6 separate regions of the Homo sapiens genome follow, and regions 1, 2, 3, 5 and 6 are each linked to region 4. Evidence: chromatin contacts called from ENCODE Hi-C or POLR2A ChIA-PET data. All regions are on one chromosome and are shown on one strand. The core of a region is the stretch at or near the end of the contact, and the rest is flanking DNA. Distances in the headings are between cores, read along the strand shown.

What was found. A loop is a pair of places that touch in the nucleus more often than their neighbours do. ChIA-PET counts read pairs that join two places held with the same protein, here RNA polymerase II (POLR2A). Pooled maps may share reads with other maps.
Region 1: a map of B cell shows a loop between it and region 4 (25-fold over the local background). The contact joins the promoter of AGA here to the promoter of SAP30-DT in region 4. A Hi-C loop is called at or near these places in 5 of 168 maps with a recorded cell type or tissue (B cell, CD8-positive, alpha-beta T cell, ascending aorta and 2 more), 5 of 37 single-sample maps with no recorded cell type and 14 of 50 pooled maps. POLR2A ChIA-PET finds 5 or more read pairs at or near these places in 1 of 52 experiments (activated B cell).
Region 2: a loop to region 4 is called in a map of CD8-positive, alpha-beta T cell, with 34 times the contacts of the local background. The contact joins the promoter of MFAP3L here to the promoter of SAP30-DT in region 4. A Hi-C loop is called at or near these places in 4 of 168 maps with a recorded cell type or tissue (CD8-positive, alpha-beta T cell, gastrocnemius medialis and naive thymus-derived CD4-positive, alpha-beta T cell) and 13 of 50 pooled maps. POLR2A ChIA-PET finds 5 or more read pairs at or near these places in 4 of 52 experiments (B cell, SK-N-SH, activated CD4-positive, alpha-beta T cell and 1 more).
Region 3: a map of endothelial cell of umbilical vein shows a loop between it and region 4 (11-fold over the local background). The contact joins the promoter of HPF1 here to the promoter of SAP30-DT in region 4. A Hi-C loop is called at or near these places in 1 of 168 maps with a recorded cell type or tissue (endothelial cell of umbilical vein), 1 of 37 single-sample maps with no recorded cell type and 8 of 50 pooled maps.
Region 5: a map of naive thymus-derived CD4-positive, alpha-beta T cell shows a loop between it and region 4 (16-fold over the local background). The contact joins the promoter of NEK1 here to the promoter of SAP30-DT in region 4. A Hi-C loop is called at or near these places in 4 of 168 maps with a recorded cell type or tissue (B cell, CD4-positive, alpha-beta memory T cell and naive thymus-derived CD4-positive, alpha-beta T cell), 2 of 37 single-sample maps with no recorded cell type and 14 of 50 pooled maps. POLR2A ChIA-PET finds 5 or more read pairs at or near these places in 3 of 52 experiments (CD4-positive, alpha-beta T cell, CD8-positive, alpha-beta memory T cell and activated CD4-positive, alpha-beta T cell).
Region 6: a loop to region 4 is called in a map of CD4-positive, alpha-beta T cell, with 12 times the contacts of the local background. The contact joins the promoter of DDX60L here to the promoter of SAP30-DT in region 4. A Hi-C loop is called at or near these places in 2 of 168 maps with a recorded cell type or tissue (CD4-positive, alpha-beta T cell and naive thymus-derived CD4-positive, alpha-beta T cell), 1 of 37 single-sample maps with no recorded cell type and 6 of 50 pooled maps. POLR2A ChIA-PET finds 5 or more read pairs at or near these places in 2 of 52 experiments (CD4-positive, alpha-beta memory T cell and naive thymus-derived CD8-positive, alpha-beta T cell).

What each region holds. Positions count from the first base shown.
Region 1 is chr4:177,441,187-177,443,886 of GRCh38, forward strand. AGA (aspartylglucosaminidase) reads right to left here and starts at 1,251. Exons shown (of 9, transcript NM_000027.4): 1 at 1,063-1,251. The coding sequence starts at 1,189. It also overlaps a transcript of AGA-DT not described here. RefSeq lists enhancers at 297-376, 1,203-1,746, 1,837-1,916.
Region 2 is chr4:170,025,002-170,027,701 of GRCh38, forward strand. It overlaps MFAP3L (microfibril associated protein 3 like), which reads right to left and starts at 1,394. Exons shown (of 3, transcript NM_021647.8): 1 at 1,233-1,394. RefSeq lists silencers at 1,202-1,291, 1,372-1,771, 2,230-2,299 and enhancers at 1,771-2,490, 2,480-2,619.
Region 3 is chr4:169,756,619-169,759,318 of GRCh38, forward strand. It overlaps HPF1 (histone PARylation factor 1), which reads right to left and starts at 1,326. Exons shown (of 8, transcript NM_017867.3): 1 at 1,212-1,326. The coding sequence starts at 1,259. LOC107986240 (a long non-coding RNA gene) reads left to right here and starts at 1,445. Exons shown (of 3, transcript XR_001741529.2): 1 at 1,445-1,606. RefSeq lists an enhancer at 1,174-1,243.
Region 4 is chr4:173,369,428-173,372,127 of GRCh38, forward strand. SAP30-DT (SAP30 divergent transcript) reads right to left here and starts at 1,271. Exons shown (of 4, transcript NR_183973.1): 1 at 865-1,271; 2 at 7-183. It overlaps SAP30 (Sin3A associated protein 30), which reads left to right and starts at 1,527. Exons shown (of 4, transcript NM_003864.4): 1 at 1,527-2,070. The coding sequence starts at 1,756. RefSeq lists enhancers at 748-987, 2,071-2,634, 2,338-2,637 and silencers at 1,388-1,557, 1,838-2,217.
Region 5 is chr4:169,611,163-169,613,862 of GRCh38, forward strand. It overlaps NEK1 (NIMA related kinase 1), which reads right to left and starts at 1,421. Exons shown (of 36, transcript NM_001199397.3): 1 at 1,060-1,421; 2 at 858-981. RefSeq lists enhancers at 894-1,013, 1,434-1,493.
Region 6 is chr4:168,479,070-168,481,769 of GRCh38, forward strand. DDX60L (DExD/H-box 60 like) reads right to left here and starts at 1,423. Exons shown (of 38, transcript NM_001012967.3): 1 at 1,308-1,423. RefSeq lists an enhancer at 1,442-1,681.

The DNA of each region.
Region 1 (2,700 bases), core at 1-2,500, 4.1 Mb after region 4:
TTTACGCAAGTTCCCTCTTTCAATACAGGCAACTTAAACACAGAACTGTCCCCCGCCCAGGCTGATGCAATTTCTTTTCGTCTCATTATGGCTGGGAATATCTTTCTCACAGCCTGCTTCTTCATTTTCTCTGAATCGTATGCACTGCCACCAAATTCTGGAGCCAATTCTGCCCTAGAAAGTTAATACGTTAGCAACCTCAGATGGAGGAGGAGGGGTCTGAAAATGACTCTTCTGGTCATTAAGCAAATGAAAGAAACAAGCATAGTACAATGCGAAAATGCCAAGATAATGGTACGTAAAGGCTATTAACAAGGTGTAGAAGGCAGGAACCTAACTCATTCTGGACACGAGGGCAGTTAAGTCAGGGAACGCTTCCTGGAAGAGGTGATACCTTAGCTTAGTGGTTCTCAACCCTGTCTGCAAATCGAAATCACCTAGGGAGCTTTTTAAAGAAAAACAGTGGCCCTGATTCCAGCAGTTAGATCACAGTCACAGGAGGTGGGCCCCGGCAGGATGATTTTTGAGAAGCTCCCCAGATAGTGTGAATGTACAGCAAAGGTTGGAACCTTGAATTCTAAGTGGCAGGTAAAGTATGACAACACGTGGCAAAAAAAGTAAATGGGAAAAGAGTAGGCTATGGCTGGGACACTATTAGTCGTCTACAAAATTGCAAAGAAGTGAAGGATTAGAAACGAGAGGTGGAGACGTACACAGCCCGTGAAAAGACTGTCAGGCAGAAAAGCGTAGCTGCTACTTGATTAAAGCACAAAGGCCATAACTATGGTCAGCAGCAGGGTGGAAAATACATTGCGCTGGGGGCTGCATGAAGGGAGGACCTAAAATGCAACAGCGGTAGGTGGGGAGGATGCAGTAAAGGCCACTTGCAAGAGACTGAGCGGCGCTGGAGACTCGGGAAGACCTAGAGGGCGGGACCGCGAGGCCCGGCCCAGCCCGGCGCTCTTCCGTCCGCCCTGCCGGGTGACTGCAGCGGGGCGGGCTAGTCATCCCCACCCGCAAGCTCTCGCGGCGCAGCCGCCCGCCCAGGCCGCCAACCCGCACCTGCTTCGGTTGCATTCTTAAAGGGCCAAGTGTTGACGACCAGGGGCAGAGGGCTGGAGCAGCGCACTAGGGCCTGGCAGAGCAGAAACGGCACGAGAAGCACAGGCAAGTTCGACTTCCGCGCCATCCCTGACCACCGAAGAGACCAGCGCGAGAAAAGTCCCGGCAGCCAGCGATCGCCGAACAATTAATCCCCAGTGCCCCGCCCGCCTGGCGCCCACGCCCGCTCTCTCGGGGGTTCGCTCAGGCGTCCCTCAACTCTCGCGAGACGAGGCGTCCCTGGGCCCGCGGGAGAGTTGTGTCACGGGGCACTGAGCTGTTCCCTGCGCTAAGGTGCTTCTTCCTAAGTGCTGTTCAGATTTTTAAAATAGCCAGACAAGTTGCTGCTTTTCCTGTGGTTAAAATAGATTTAGCTTGATATTGGGAATTTAATACAAAATTATTCAACTCTGGGTTGCAGGGCCCCAGGAACTTTAGCCGATTGCTGTGTACTATGGATTTGGTTCTTTTACTGTCTTTTTAATTTAAAGTTGAAGTTGAAAAGTTTGTCAAACTCAGTATATTCTTGGGGATCCCAGGCCTCGGAGGTCTGCAATAGTTATGAGTGTAGGTGAAGCGTGTTTGCTTAGGACCGGATTGATTTTAGATTTTTTTTCCATTCATAGCGTCCGTCATTTTCGCACCACAGCTTTTTGTAGCACTTCCTCTCATTATAAATCCCTGAGCTGGAAGAAAAACAGAAACGGCCTATGTACCCTCTACCTAGCACACTGAAGTGCAGCTTCCTGCACCTCCAGGGCAAGACGGCTACCTCCATTCCTTTTTAAATGTATTTTTACCTTCCTGCCTGGCACTATTAAGTGCTAAATAAATGAATAAGAGGAGGAATGGGGATTTTACGTGCTTGGTGGAGGCTGCTCAGTTTTGTTGCTGGGCAGACGTGCGAACATGAACTAATAATCCCTTTGGGTGTCTGGAATGCCTGCCCAGGTTGCCAAGGCAAGACACATAATCACATAATTTTTAAAAGCATCTATAAATCTATACAAACTTTAAAAATATGAACTAGGCTGGGCACGATGGCTCACGCCTGTAATCCCAACACTTTGGGATGCTGAGGTGGGTGGATCACGAGGTCAGGAGTTCGAGACCAGCCTGGCCAACATAGTGAAACCCGTCTCTACTAAAAATACAAAAATTAGCCGGGCGTGGTGGTGCATGCCTGTAGTCCCAACTACTTGGGAGGCTGAGGCAGAATTGCTTGAAGCCGGGAGGTGGAGATTGTGGTGAGCCGAGATCGCACCACTTCACTCCAGCCTGGACAACAGAGTGAGATTCTGTCTCAAAAATAAATAAATAAATAAATGTAAAAATATAAACTAGGTAGGAGTTGTGAGACTTACAAAACCTTCAAGGCTCTTATTGATTGCTAGGAAATTAAATACATAATTTAAAGAACATAAGATAGCCCAGAAGTATCATTATCCCGTTGGGGAAGTGTTAATTAAAAGATATAATAAAGACAAATTTTCTAAGTTCCTTTCATGGGGTTTGGAAGAGGAACAAGTCATCTGTGCTGGAGTAATCATAACCCAATGGCAGGTGAAACTGGAAACTTGGGTGAAACAGGGTAAGAAA
Region 2 (2,700 bases), core at 144-2,643, 3.3 Mb before region 4:
AATTTAGCTTTAGTTAGCAGAACTAGTTCCCACTAGAACAGGATTGTTTATCTTGCCCCTATTAGATACAATAATCCTAATAGTGTTAATGGTACTAAATGTTTTAGGAATAAACAACTGTAGAAACCACACTGGGACCTACAAATTGCACTTTCTGTGTAAGTAAAATGTCAGAAGAACTACACTGTTATAACTTACGGTCTCATGAAACGACATTTTTTTCCATCTTGTATTTCATCTTGAAGGATTTTACTATGTTCAGCATAGTAGCAACTGAAAAAAATGTGTTTCATCTAGAAACAAAAGTGAGAAAACTACAAAAAACACTGAGCTTCTGCAATGCTCGGTTTCCAAGTTTTTAACATTAAATCGAAGATAACGCAAAATAAAGATTGCCACAGTAACCAAACTTTTCTGCTAAGTATCCTTAAAAATAATGACAGTTCGATCGTATCTTAACTGTTTTCTACAATGTGAGCAGATAATACACCTACAAACCTTTTTTTGCTACCTTGCTTTATAAAGCTTGCAAGTTTTTTTTTCAGGGCTGGAGAAGACAGCTTAATGATCAAGCTTAAAATAAATCGGTTCTGCAATCACTCTGTATTTTAATCCGATGAAGCACGTTTCCCCATTCCACGCCATGAAGCAATTCGATGTCAACTTGTTATGGAGTCAAATGCGACAAACTCCGAGAGCTTCAGTAGCGAGGCGGCGGCTCGCAGCACCCACAGCCGCCCGCACTCCTGCGGCATCAGGACACGGCGCCCTCCCGACGCGGAACCCGCATTCACGTTCTCCGGAGCCCTGGCCAGCGCACGCTCCTCCCTGTCCGGGTAAACTGAGGCACAGCGATGAGAGAGATCCAGAGCCCAGCGAAAGCCCCCACGGCTGTTCGGCGTCCCCTTCCCCCACGACACCTAGGAGGCTCGCCGGCAGCTGGCAGTGGATTCCGCGCTCCTCGCCCTCGGAAGGTTACGGTTCGAGCCCAGGATGCGGCAGTCCCCAAACGGCCAGCCCCCGCCCCGCACGGATCTCGAAGCATCCTGCGACCCCCTGGAGCCCGCTGCCCGGACCCTGCGGCGTCTCGCAGCGCAGCCTCCGCCGCAGTCTCAGCCAGCCCAAACACCCGAAAGTTCGGCGGCCCCGGCGCCGACTCGGCCGCCGACCCGGTGCGGGGCTGGCTCCCACCCGTGCCCCTCCGCCCCGGCCCGCCGGGGGCCCCCGCTAACCTGACACCGCCGCGCCACTCAGGTGGCCGCCGTGCACCCCTCGCCATGGCCAGCCCGACAGCGGCCGCTGCGCCGCACTCTGCGCCGGACGCCCGGTAGCGCCTACTGCGGGCGAGCCGCCTCCGCCGGCGCCTCACAGCGTTGCGAGCTGCGCCGCCGGCTGCCGGGAGCGCGGAGCTTCCCACCTACAGGAGCCTGGGCCGGCCGGGGCCGAGCATGCCCAGTGCGGCTCGCCGGGCGGCGCGGAGGCGCGGGTGTAGCCGCCGGGTTTTCGCGGCAGCCGCGGGCGGGGGCAGCGGGGCGGGCGGTGCGGCGCGAGCCAGTCGGTGCTGCGGAGCGGCCCCGCGGAGGAGCCACCGGAGGCTGTAGTTGCCGGGGAGTCCCGCATTCAGTCCGCTCAGCCTCTGGGCCGGGCCTCGGCGGCCCCCAGAGCCCCACACCCGCAGGCCCAGGGCCTCCGCGGCAGCGCGGGACTCTCACTCCGCTCTCTCTCCCGCCCGGGGCTTCCACCGCAACTTCTGTGGGCGTCGCATCGCACGCGTGTTCAAGGACACCCAGGAAAAGGCTTCTTAGGGTCCCATCCTGGGGCGCTAAATGGGAACCAGTCAACCCACCCCCAAGCCTACCCTGTCTCCTTGCAATCAAATGCAATCACGAGCAAACCACCTTGCTTCCGAAAGCTTCTCAGGCCTTCCCGGGCGACTGCGCTGTAAGTCTTAAACGTCTCTTAAAGCAAAGTCCACAGATGGAAGAGTCTGGAAAAAAACCCAGCGGGCCGTTCCCTGGTGACTTTCTGAGTGGTGGGGTTCCAGGAATTTTTTTTTCATTTTCTTTAAAAATATTATTTGTAATTTCCACGTTTTTTCTAATGAACCATAAGTTGATTTTTTAATTAAAAAGTAGAGTACTCTAAAATTATTAAGTACCTACAGAAGTTTCGCTACACGATCCTGCAATGTTAGTGGCTTCTTCTCCTCCTTATCTCCCTTTTTTTTTTTTTTTTTTTAATTTTAAAAGAGAACAGAGACTCTCAATTTCTGGGGCGGGACCAGGCTCCTTCCCCCGGCTTTTTAGTGCCCGCCCTCTTGGCCACACCCCACTCCGGCCTTTTTACTCCCGTACCGCCCTCTTCCCGGTGGGTTGCTGCGAAAACCCGGAAAGGTGGACTTTCCACATTGACGCTCCCGGCGGCTCCGGCAGCCAGACTGGGCATGTTCCGCCGCCGGGTCAGGCATTGCTGTGCCAAGAGAGGAGCTTTAGCAACTCTCAGTCTCTCTGCTCCTCTCTGTTCCTGGCAAACTGGCAAAGTAGTGCCTCTGACCCCACGCCCCGAGGTCGGACCTGCAGAAGTGGGTCAGGACCCGACTGAGCATGCTCCGGGCAGTGCCAGGCTGCCGCACGCGGCTGCATCTGGTTGCCCAAGGTTGATGTAGCCGCGGTCTCTCGTCACGACATCGAAGCTCGGGAA
Region 3 (2,700 bases), core at 76-2,575, 3.6 Mb before region 4:
GCCTATATCGGGGTTGTTACAAGGAATGTTATTATATGTAAAAATACACAGAACGGTCCTAGCACATAATATACAAATGCTGGCCATTACGGTTATAGTCTCTACAGACTCATCTTCATTTCTGTTATTGTATTTCTAGTTAAGCACATCACTCCACCAAAGCAGTTCTTCACTGCACCTTCAAAAAGAGAATTTTTTCAGCTGTGCCTTTACTCACACACTAGTTCAGCATCTCCATAGCCCTAACAACTAGGATTTAGAACAGCTGTCCCCTTCAGAGGCTACACTTCTTCTTTACCCTGGTCTTCCTAGAATGCATGACCCAATATGAAGGATGCCTATACCGATGGCCCTTTAACAGTTAGTTAAGCCCTCTAAGAATGTCTCACCCTGTCCGATTTATGACACTACCAGAGTAACTTTTCTAAAACTTTAGTTATCACAATGGCACTTCTTTCCTGATTCCCCTTATTGCTACTGTAGTGGTTACAGAACTTCCGAAATCGTAGTAAAGTATGAGAATGCACACACTCTCTCCTCCTCCCCTCTCAGTAGTGCTTTTATGATCAGGTCCCTCTTATTTTCCCATTTCCCTGGCTCCAGCCAAGCCGAACGCTCCGCTACGCCCAAACATCTCCTACAGTTTTATGTCTCAGAATCTTACTTCTCTGCCTTCAAAACCAATTTTCAAAGAGTTGTCTTAAAAGTCTTCTTTAACACCCCCTGGGACTTGTTAAATCCTCCTTCAGTGTTTCCATAGCACTTTCTACACACCAGCGTTATAATCCCAAACAAAAAAGTCACAGTAGAATGCATATTTGCTTGTGCCCCTCCTCCCCAGGCCGAGGGCTCAACAAGCAGCAGGAGCAAGCAGGTTGACCCCCAAATCCGCAGCGCCCCACAGAATGTCAGGTATGTAATCGGTTCCCAATCAATCTGGCTGGGCGAATGAACCATTGGTTGGCTTAATCCGTTTCCCCAGGAAATGCTCCAAGAGGAGCTGGGCAGAAGATGCAGAGGAGCTACTTTCCTGGTCCAACCCCCTGCAGAGCGCGAAACAGCGGCCCTGGGCAGGATCCCCGCAGCAAACCGCAGCCCCTGGACACACAGCAAGCTTAATAGTCACTGGATGAATGAAAAGCGCTGCCTCCTGGTGCCCTGGCTGTCACCCAAAGCGCCCCGCGTAGCCCGCACAGCCTTTCCGGCAGTACCTGCGGCCCCTCTCCGCCGGGCCTGCGCTTCCCGCCACCGCCGACCATTCTGCAGCTGCAGCGCCAGCAGAATTCCCCGATCCGCGGCCGCTTCCGAGCGCCGCCAACCGCTTCCGGGTTCAAAAGCCTCCAAGCCGAATTTCAGCGCCGCCCGGGCTCGCCAATTTAGGGGAAAGGCTCCGCCCATTCCCCGCCCCCTGAGACCTGGCACCGGACGCGTTGAGGCCCCGCCCACTCCCGTGCTGGGCGCGTGCAAGGAGCGTCTTCTGTCAGCGTAGTCTGCATCTAGGCTTTCTGGAGCATCTTCCAGGGTCGCTCCAGAGACCCCCCAGACTACTGAATCTGAATCCTTAGAGTGGTCCAACCTTCCTCTTCAGGTGTCTACTAGAGGCAAGGTTGGATGTATGCGGCTGTTCTCAATACAGCCCCTTCCTTGTTTTTTCTTCATTTATATTTACTTAAAATATTAATCCTTTTCTCCTTCTCCTCCATCCCTCTCCCTACCCTACTGTACGGTTATTGGCTTACACTAATTCATTCCCGATTGTCTCCAAGAAGGAAATAAATGTCTGTCGGTCTCTGTCTCTGTACCGTCGTCTTCTTGGTACAATTTGGACTGTTTTTCCTCTACACCGCTGATATGCAAAGTGTAGTCCCTGAACCAGCGGCCTCAGCATCCTGAGGGAATTTGTTAAAACGCCAAATCTCAGGCCTTACCCAGACTTACTGAATCAATATCTGCATCGCAACAAGATCCCCTGGTAATTCCTATGCACATAAAATTTGGAAGGCACAACTCTCAACTGATGTCCTTGGACCTCCTTCACATCCATCCTGGGAAGGTCTTATTCCTCATTCCTGAGATGAGTTCTCTATTTCCTCAATCTGGGTGTTCCTTTTTCTTGATTATATACCCTCATGTTGTGGAACATATCCGCCAATAGTTCCTTGAGAGAGGTTGCTGCCAGGTCTTTTTTCCCACAGAGTGTGCATGTCTGGAAATGTTTTTATTCTGGCTGAGCACAGTTCTAGGTTGAAAATAACTTTCACTCGGAATATTGGAGGGCTTGCTCCGCAATATTTTAGCTTCCAGAATTGTTAAGAAACTATGTCGTTATATTTCCTTCTCCTTCACAGGTCACTAAATTTCTTGATATGTAACCTGCTTTCCTTTCTGTTTTGTTTTGTCTCAAGAAGCTTTAGGATCTTTTCTCTGTTTCCAGTGTTTTTTGTTTTGTTTTGTTTTGTTTTGTTTTTTTTGAGACGGAGTCTCGCTCTGTTGCCCAGGCTGGAGTGCAGTGGTGCCACCTCAGCTCACTGCAAGCTCCACCTCCCGGGTTCACACCGTTCTCCTACCTCAGCCTCCGGAGTAGCTGGGACTACAGGCGCCCGCCACCACGCCCAGCTAATTTTTTTTTTTTTTGTATTTTTAGTAGAGACGGGGTTTCACCGTGTTAGCCAGGATGGTCTCGATCTCCTGACCTCGTGA
Region 4 (2,700 bases), core at 21-2,520:
GGATACCTTTGATTTTCTGCGTCGATGGCATTTTGCATTTAAAAAGATCATCTGGGTGGGGTGGCGCGCGTCTGTAATCCCAGCTACTCGGGAGGCTGAGGCAGGAGAATCGCTTGAACTCGAGAGGCGGAGGTTGCAGGATCGCGCCACTGCACTGCACTCCATCCTGGGCGACAGAGCAAACTGTCTCAAAAGAAAAAAAAATCATTTATCACTAAATTTACTCACCAAAAGAACTTGCAAAAAAAAAACCCAAAACCCTACTGCCTAAAATATATTTTAAAACGTATTTGTGTTTAAGCAGCATATATCTTTTGATAAATAATGACGCATGGTAGCTAACTAGTAAAGATGCAGCTTTCATATTAGCCACGCCCATCCCTCTCTCCGCCCTCCACAAGCACGTCCCCGCAAGCGCGCAGGAACATACACGCGTACGCGCGCACACACACGTACACACGCGCGCGCCCGCGAACACATACATACAAGCAGGCGCGCCCAAACGCCGGCAGCACACAGGCGCGCACGCGCTTTTCAGGACTCAGGAAATGCGCTTTCTGCTCCCCGCGCCCGGTAGAGCTAATGCAGGGAAGTTTCTGGGAACATTCGACCAGCGTTTGTATTGGTGAGGTTCCAAGTTTCCTTTAAAATGATATGACTCCGCCCTTCTCCAAAACCGTTTGAGGAGAAATGGAAAAGGTTGGGCGTGGAGGTGAAAAGGAGCCCTGTTGTCAACTGGTCCGTACTCCACCTCAGGAGGCGGCCAACTTGGTGCGCCCAAGAATAAAAACATTTCCCTTGTAAGAACATGCAAGTGTTTAGAAACGCCCCCCCACCCCCCCGCAAGGCGTTTGTGAGGGGGACCTGTCACAGTTGAGAAGTCAGGATGGGCGTTTTCCTCCCAGGAGGTGCCCTATTAATTTGCGGCCTCGATAGTTGGTCAAGCCGGGATGTTAGCTGCGGAACCTCCAGGACCGAAGAGCGCCAATTCTCCTGAGTTCTCCTTGGTTTGGGTTTCCCACAAAAGAGTGGTCACACCAAAAACTCTGTCTCCACAAATGCGAAACGGGCTCGAAACTTTTTTTTCCCCACACGATCACTTCCCACACCACTCCCATCCCTTTATGTTTCGCCTCAGGAGTCGAGGAACTTCTCTGAAAACCAATTCTACGATATTCCAGCAGCTAAACACAGCCCGAATTCCCTAGAAACAGAGAGAGCGAGAGAAAACACTGTAAACCCCAATCACACGCTCCTGTTTTCCCGGTACTGAAAAAAAAAAAAAAAAAAAAAAGTGGGTCCGTGGCCGCGCTATGCATGCTAGGATTAGTAGTTCCTCCGTCCCTCATGGCGCGGGGTCAGGGCGGAGCTCAGGTTGACTCTGCAGCAGAGAACTACAATTCCCATGGGGCCGCGCGGCAGAAAGAAAGGGGCGGGACGGGAGGGGGCGCGTCGCGCTTGCGCAGGTCCCGGGGCCGGAGGGAGGCGGAGGCGTAGCGGTCCAACTGCTGAAGTCCCCATGTGACAGTGAGCGGGGTCCCCGCTCCAGGAGACGCTCGAGTCTGCGTCCCGGCCCTCAGCACTGTCCACTGTTTCGGTGCCAGCAGAGACCAGCAGGCCCGGGACAGTTGGTGTTTGGCCGTGCCGCTGTCTAACTTGGTGTGCAGAGTGAATTGCCGCTGCCGGAGCGGAGAGAGGCGGAGCGGCCAGGAGAGAGGGGATTTCTGTCAGCGCCGGCCTCGGGAGCTCGGAGACATGAACGGCTTCACGCCTGACGAGATGAGCCGCGGCGGGGATGCGGCCGCCGCAGTGGCCGCAGTGGTCGCTGCCGCGGCCGCCGCCGCCTCGGCGGGGAACGGGACCGGCGCGGGCACCGGGGCTGAGGTGCCGGGCGCGGGGGCGGTCTCAGCGGCTGGGCCCCCGGGGGCGGCCGGGCCGGGCCCCGGGCAACTGTGCTGCCTGCGGGAGGATGGTGAGCGGTGCGGCCGGGCGGCAGGCAACGCCAGCTTCAGCAAGAGGATCCAGAAGAGCATCTCCCAGAAGAAGGTGAAGATCGAGCTGGATAAGAGCGTAAGTAAACCGCGGGACCGCCCTGCCCTCCCGCCCCTCGGTGGGGCCCCAGGAGCCGGGCAAAGGCACGGGTTGTCGGCGGGGTCCCCCAGACAACCGCACTGGCTGCAGTGCGGTCTCGTGGAGTCTGTGTTTGGAAGCAAATAACAAAGTCGCTGCAACTCCTACCGCCACCCCAACACACACACCACACACAGGCTGTCGTTCCCCTCTTCTTTCCCACCCTGGCCCCCAACCTCCCGCTGCCTGCGTCTCTCCCGCGCAGTCTTCCCTCTTCCTTCTCCTCTGCGACCGGGACACGAAACAAAGGGGACCGGCGCACTGAGGGCCCAGAGTAGTTTTCTTGCAGCCCGGCAGCTCTTCTGGAATGGAGGCGCCTTTGTTTTGCTGCCCAAGCTGGTGTTTGGCCCCAGGCGGTACTAAATCCCGTCGTCTAGGAGAAAGCGGAGGACCTTCACGAACAAGGAAGATCCTGTTCTTTTCTGTGTTCCGTCTCCTCCGGAGCGGAGTGAGAGGGAAGCCGAGCTCACCCGCCGCCTGGCAGTGAGCCGGGGTTGTAAACGGCGTTTGCGCTGTCAGCTCCGAGGGCAGCTACTCCGATGGTGGGGAGCACGTAGCCTCTGCGGTTTT
Region 5 (2,700 bases), core at 171-2,670, 3.8 Mb before region 4:
TTTACTTGGAATACAATGTCAATGTACTATTCACACGACCTCAAAAGAACTTCTGTGGTCAAGTCCGACGACCTTTATTAAATTCCTGACAGTGACTTTTAACGTGAAAAAAACCTGTTTTCCCACAAAATAGGCTCCTTACATTTCACCTAGAACAATGGATATTTTAAGTGAAACAGATCTGTAGAACCTCTAAAACCAGACAAATGTAAACTAGAAACAAGGAGTTACTTCTCTCCAAATTTGGCTCCCCTCCATCAGCTCTACAATACTGCTGCATCATAAAAAAAGGTCATTAACTTAGATTGGATGCCACTTTTAATCCTTCATAAACATTTCTAATGAAACATACCAAGGCAATAAAAAATATTTCTGCTTCCTAAAGCAGATCTTAAAGAACAAAAAATAGGCCTGCAAAAAAAGTTATGATAAACTCTTAAAGTAGTACAACAATTAATGCCTTACATATGGAAACTGTGTCAAATCATGGAAACAGAAATCTAAGATTACAGGGTAACCAGCTAACTACTACTCATATTCGCTTCCTAATTAAAATTTATCAGTAATTTAAGATTGGACACAACATAAGCAATGCAAATGCTTGCTTATCCATACTAAGATTCCTATTATTTTAATCCCATTACCGCTCTAGTTTTTAAAAATACCGTAATGTCCAAGAATCGCTTTGTTAATACAGAGTGTCTTAGAGAATTAACATTTAAATGAGATTAAGGTATTTTCCCTGCAAACACTTAAGGTATCTGTGTAATCTCAATATAAGCAGTTCTACGCACATCTCATTTCCAGGATGATTTTTACCATTTTGCATGTCATTCCTTCCCCCAAGTGGAACTCACCTCAGTGACACAGGACGTTAGTAGGAATAACGGTGATGACTAATAAGCATCAGTCTAGGTGTGGCAGTCTTCCTACGGGGCTTAATAAAGCAGAGGTACCATCCCGCATTTTGAAAATGACATCCTGAAAGAGAAACCAAGACTGTCTAACCAGCAGCAGCTCACAGTCCAGACTGAAAGGGGGCACTGAGACTCTCCACACCTGACACTCGTCTTCAGTTGATACCACGGGTTTGACTCCGTCCTGTCTCGGGCGACGCCCGTAAGACAGGTCGACACTACCCCGACGAAACAAACAAACTGGTTTCTGAGCCCCGTAGAAACGGCGGGGTGCAGCAGGGGGAGTGCCTCCGTTACCGCCTCTCCAACTTCACAGAGGTCGTTGCTAGTGGCCACGGCGGGGTGGGGACGGGCGGCGTTCGGGACTGGGAAGCTACTTGACTGCCACGTGCTCCTGCCTCGCAACAGCGGCTCTAGATTCCGAGTTATGGGGACAACTGCTCGAGAGGCCAGGGTAGGGTAAGGACTCCGCAACCTAGGGTCCCAAAACCCTGGAGCGAATGCGGACTAAGGGAGAGCGGCCGGCGCGTCACCGGCGCTGGCGTGTGACGTCAGCGCGTGGAAGGCGGCACGCAGCGGAGGCGGCTGGGAAGGAGCAGTGAGGCTGGGCTAGAACCGTAGGGTCGGGCGGGGTGCTGTGCGAAGGGGCGGGCGGGGTGCTGTGCGAAGGGACGGGAGGGGCGGGCTCTGCAGGCGGGAAGACAGAAAGGACGAGACGGGAGAGATGAAAAGGATGGAGAGAGTGTAAAGCTGTTAAGAGTCATGCAGAGATGCGGGAGAGAACTCACTAGTTGAAACCAATTTGGAATATAAAGCATATAAAATTTTCCCACAGCTACTACACCGAGAAAGGGACTTTTTTATTTTACATGAAAGCGCACTACTTAGGGATGCCACATTTTAAAGAGCAATTTTGCTTTAAAAAGCAAGTCTTTTCCTATTATATCTTGGATGGTTGAAACAGAAGAATGTTTAAGTCTTGAGATATTTTTAAAAAGCTGTATGGGGTTTTCTACACCTTTACATCTAATGTATGTATAAATTACTTGTCTGTATGTTGAAGGGTTTGGAAATGTACAGCAGTCTAAGTACATTTTTTCACTGCAGGACTGGCGAAGGTAGGAAGAGATTCCCCTAAAACTATAATAAGGGATATCATCTGGCGTCATCCTGAGTGGCCCTACTCAGGGCAACTTTATTCCTAGGGACATTGAAAGATTTTGGCGGCTTTGCCAGACGATGGCGCTGCAAGTCACCCAACCTGAAAAGCTGGAGAGTTTGTTTTATCTCCTCTTCAATCGCCATACAGCTACAAAAGACTTATTTTCCTCATTCTTTCTACTTCTAGTCTACACTCCTGTGGGCCCTCCTACCCCCAGTTAGTAGGAATTATCATGTCTGAATGCACAATTGTAGTTCTACCCACATCCTTTTGTACATCAAAGTGAAGTGAAATGTTGCCAATTACTAATCTAAGCAAATTCTTTTTGCTGCTTACAGGAAGAATGGCTAGTCAGCTAACCTCCTTAGATAATTCTTTAGGCTCATGTCATAAACTATTGGTAGGACTACAAACTGCTACAGTCTTTCTAGAAGGTATGCTAGCAGTATGCATATCCTTTGACTCAGCAATTTAACTTCTGGAACAAGTGAGCAATGATTTATATACAAGGATAACCGTTATTGTTTATAACCAGAAAAACTAGAAATACTGTAAATGTATAACAATAAAGAATTGATTAAATTATAATATATCCAAACAATGAAATACTCTAAAGCCATT
Region 6 (2,700 bases), core at 173-2,672, 4.9 Mb before region 4:
AGAGATAGACAGATGATGGATCGATGGATGGACGGATGGTTGGATGGCTGGATGATGGATGGATGGATGGATGGATGGATGGATGGATGGATGGATAGAGAGATAGGAGCTATAGACAAAAACTTGTCTCTTTGTAGAGTATCAGGAAGGATTCACACTAAACTATCCCCAATATCTTTGGGATAGAAGGCGAAGAGCCTTGGAAGCATAACTCACCCTCATTTATTTTAGTACCCTCAACTCTCAGCACCTGAGTTCCACCAAACTTCAAACTGCAAATCTTAGATTGAATGGTATGTTACTGTTTTCAGGAGAACACTCGAAATCATGAAGGTCTGTATGTCGTTGATGTTATGGTTTGGACTTCTTATTGTGTCTTTAAAGGACTTGCTTCTGTTTGGTTCTGACCGCTTTTTCTAGCAGTCATTAGGAGCTTTCATAATCCTTAAGGCCCCATCACGGATGATGTCAGCTTCTTTGATTATGGAAAACCTTGAGAAGTTTATTATAAATTTATCAATGTAACTTTGTAAACAAAAGAGAAGCGGGAAAAAAGAACAAAGTACCTTTCCAGAGAAATAGTAAAACCTTATTTCCGCTATTAAGAGCTTAAATCCGGCCGGGCGCGGTGGCTCACGCCTGTAATCCCAGCACTTTGGGCGGCCTAGGCGGGCGGGTCACGAGGTCAGGAGATCGAGACCATCCTGGCCTAACATGGTGAAACCCCGTCTCTACTAAAAATAAAAAATAAAAAATAAAAAAAAATTAGCCGGGCGTGGTGGCGGGTGCCTGTAGTCCCAGCTACTCGGGAGGTTGAGGCAGGAGAATAGCGTGAACCCGGAAGGTGGAGGTTGCAGTGAGCAGAGATAACGCCACTGCACTCCAGCCTGGGCGACAGAGCGAGACTGACTCAAAAAAAAAAAAAAAAAAAAAGCTTAAATACAAGACGGAAAAAAGGGAAGCGGCTTGCTGCCTGTCAATGTCCAGGTTCGAATGGCTGTGCTCAGATGTGGTGACCCTTACTTTCTCCTCAGCACCCCAGATCCCCAGGCCCCCTCGGGTGCAGAGGACCCGTTAAATGCCTGAGCACTCTCCTCTCTCACGGTGGTTGTCCCTCTTCCCTACCTCTCCGCGAAGCTGCCGCCCGAGCCCAGTGGGCGCCCCAGCTTCCCTCGCCCGGCGCGCACGAAGCCACCAGGCCACCTCCCCGCCCGGTCCATCTGGATGTTGAAGGAATCCTAGAACCCCCGCGGGACAGCTCCGCTCCAGGGTCCCTAGCGACACCCGACGTCACCCGCAATCCTCACCCCGGCCGCCGAACCTGCTAGGTCCAAAGAGCTTCGGAGCTGCACGCCCCGCGGGGAGGAGGTGGAGCAGAGGAGACCGAGCGCAGAGCCTGGCGTCGGACTGGGCGCTCTGAGCCACACAGCAGCCAGCGCCTGAGTTTTTATCTAGGGAGTTAGTTTCGGTTTCTTTTCTCCACCGCGAGGCCTTTTCGATTTCCGCAGTTTTCTGGAGGTAGAATATAGGTCTGCATTGGTTTACTCTGAGAATCTTAGGGAAGTAATAGTAGAAGCGATGATATGCTATCTGGGACATGCATGTAATTGTAAAGGGAAAGAAAGCAGAGAAATCTGGGACTCTAAACAAGGAATTGAGGCTGAGAGTAAATGCAGCACGCTAAGCACTATGAAAGTCTGCGGTGAGGTGTGGCGTTTTTCTTTTCTGGCAAGGTACTGGACAGGCAAAAATGGAGTAAAAAAGGATTAGGGGCTTTGAGTTTCTGTCCTAAGAAGTTCATTTTATGAAAAATTTCCAATAGTATAACTGTCCAGTGTGAACATTTGAAAGACCAATCATCTATCACAGAGAATTTAAATTGAGAAGAAGAATGCTCTTTAGTTTTGTCATCAAGCTCATTAATGTTTGAAATTCGAGTTTCAACCCCAGCCCATCATGGTCTTTAGTGCTCCAGACGCTTAATTCCATGACGTTATGCATGTGCAGAATATATTGAGATTCAAGGTGGTGGTGAGGGTGCCCCAGTAACGGCATGGGGTAATAAATGGAGAGAAATCGAAACCGGAAGTTCTGTCTTCAAGAAAAGGAAAGGGTGGAAGTGACTTGTTCACAATAGAAAGAGCCCAGAAGAACAAAGTTTTTTCTCAGACTCTGGAATATAAAGTGGCTTCGAAAAGGAGGTGAAAACATTGCTCACTTCTGTCAGGATTTTTCTTTAATTTTATGTTTGGTTGAAAATAGTTATGATTCTCTTTCTCAATGAGGATGACATTGAGAAAGAACCTGAAATGACTCATGATTAAGTCATGAGTTCATCTCAGATGAATTCCTCTCTAGCATCTGATACTGGACCTTTGTATCATAAGAATGCATTTGCTAGCAGCAGAAAATTGGGCTTTGCTGTAAAAGCATTCATTGAGCTTTTTATGTGCCAGGCAATAGGCTAAGCCCTTAACATGTATTATCACATTAAATCTCACAGAAATCCCATGAGCAACTTTACTGTTGCTATTTTATGGATGAGGTAAATAAGGCTTAGAGAATTCAATTACTTGTCGATGACCCTACAGGTAGTTAATGGTAGCCAAGACTTCAAAATTTAATTCCAAAGATAATATCTACAATATTCTCTGTATATATTATCTCATTCCAGTTCTTTTAAATACTACAGTGTCATTA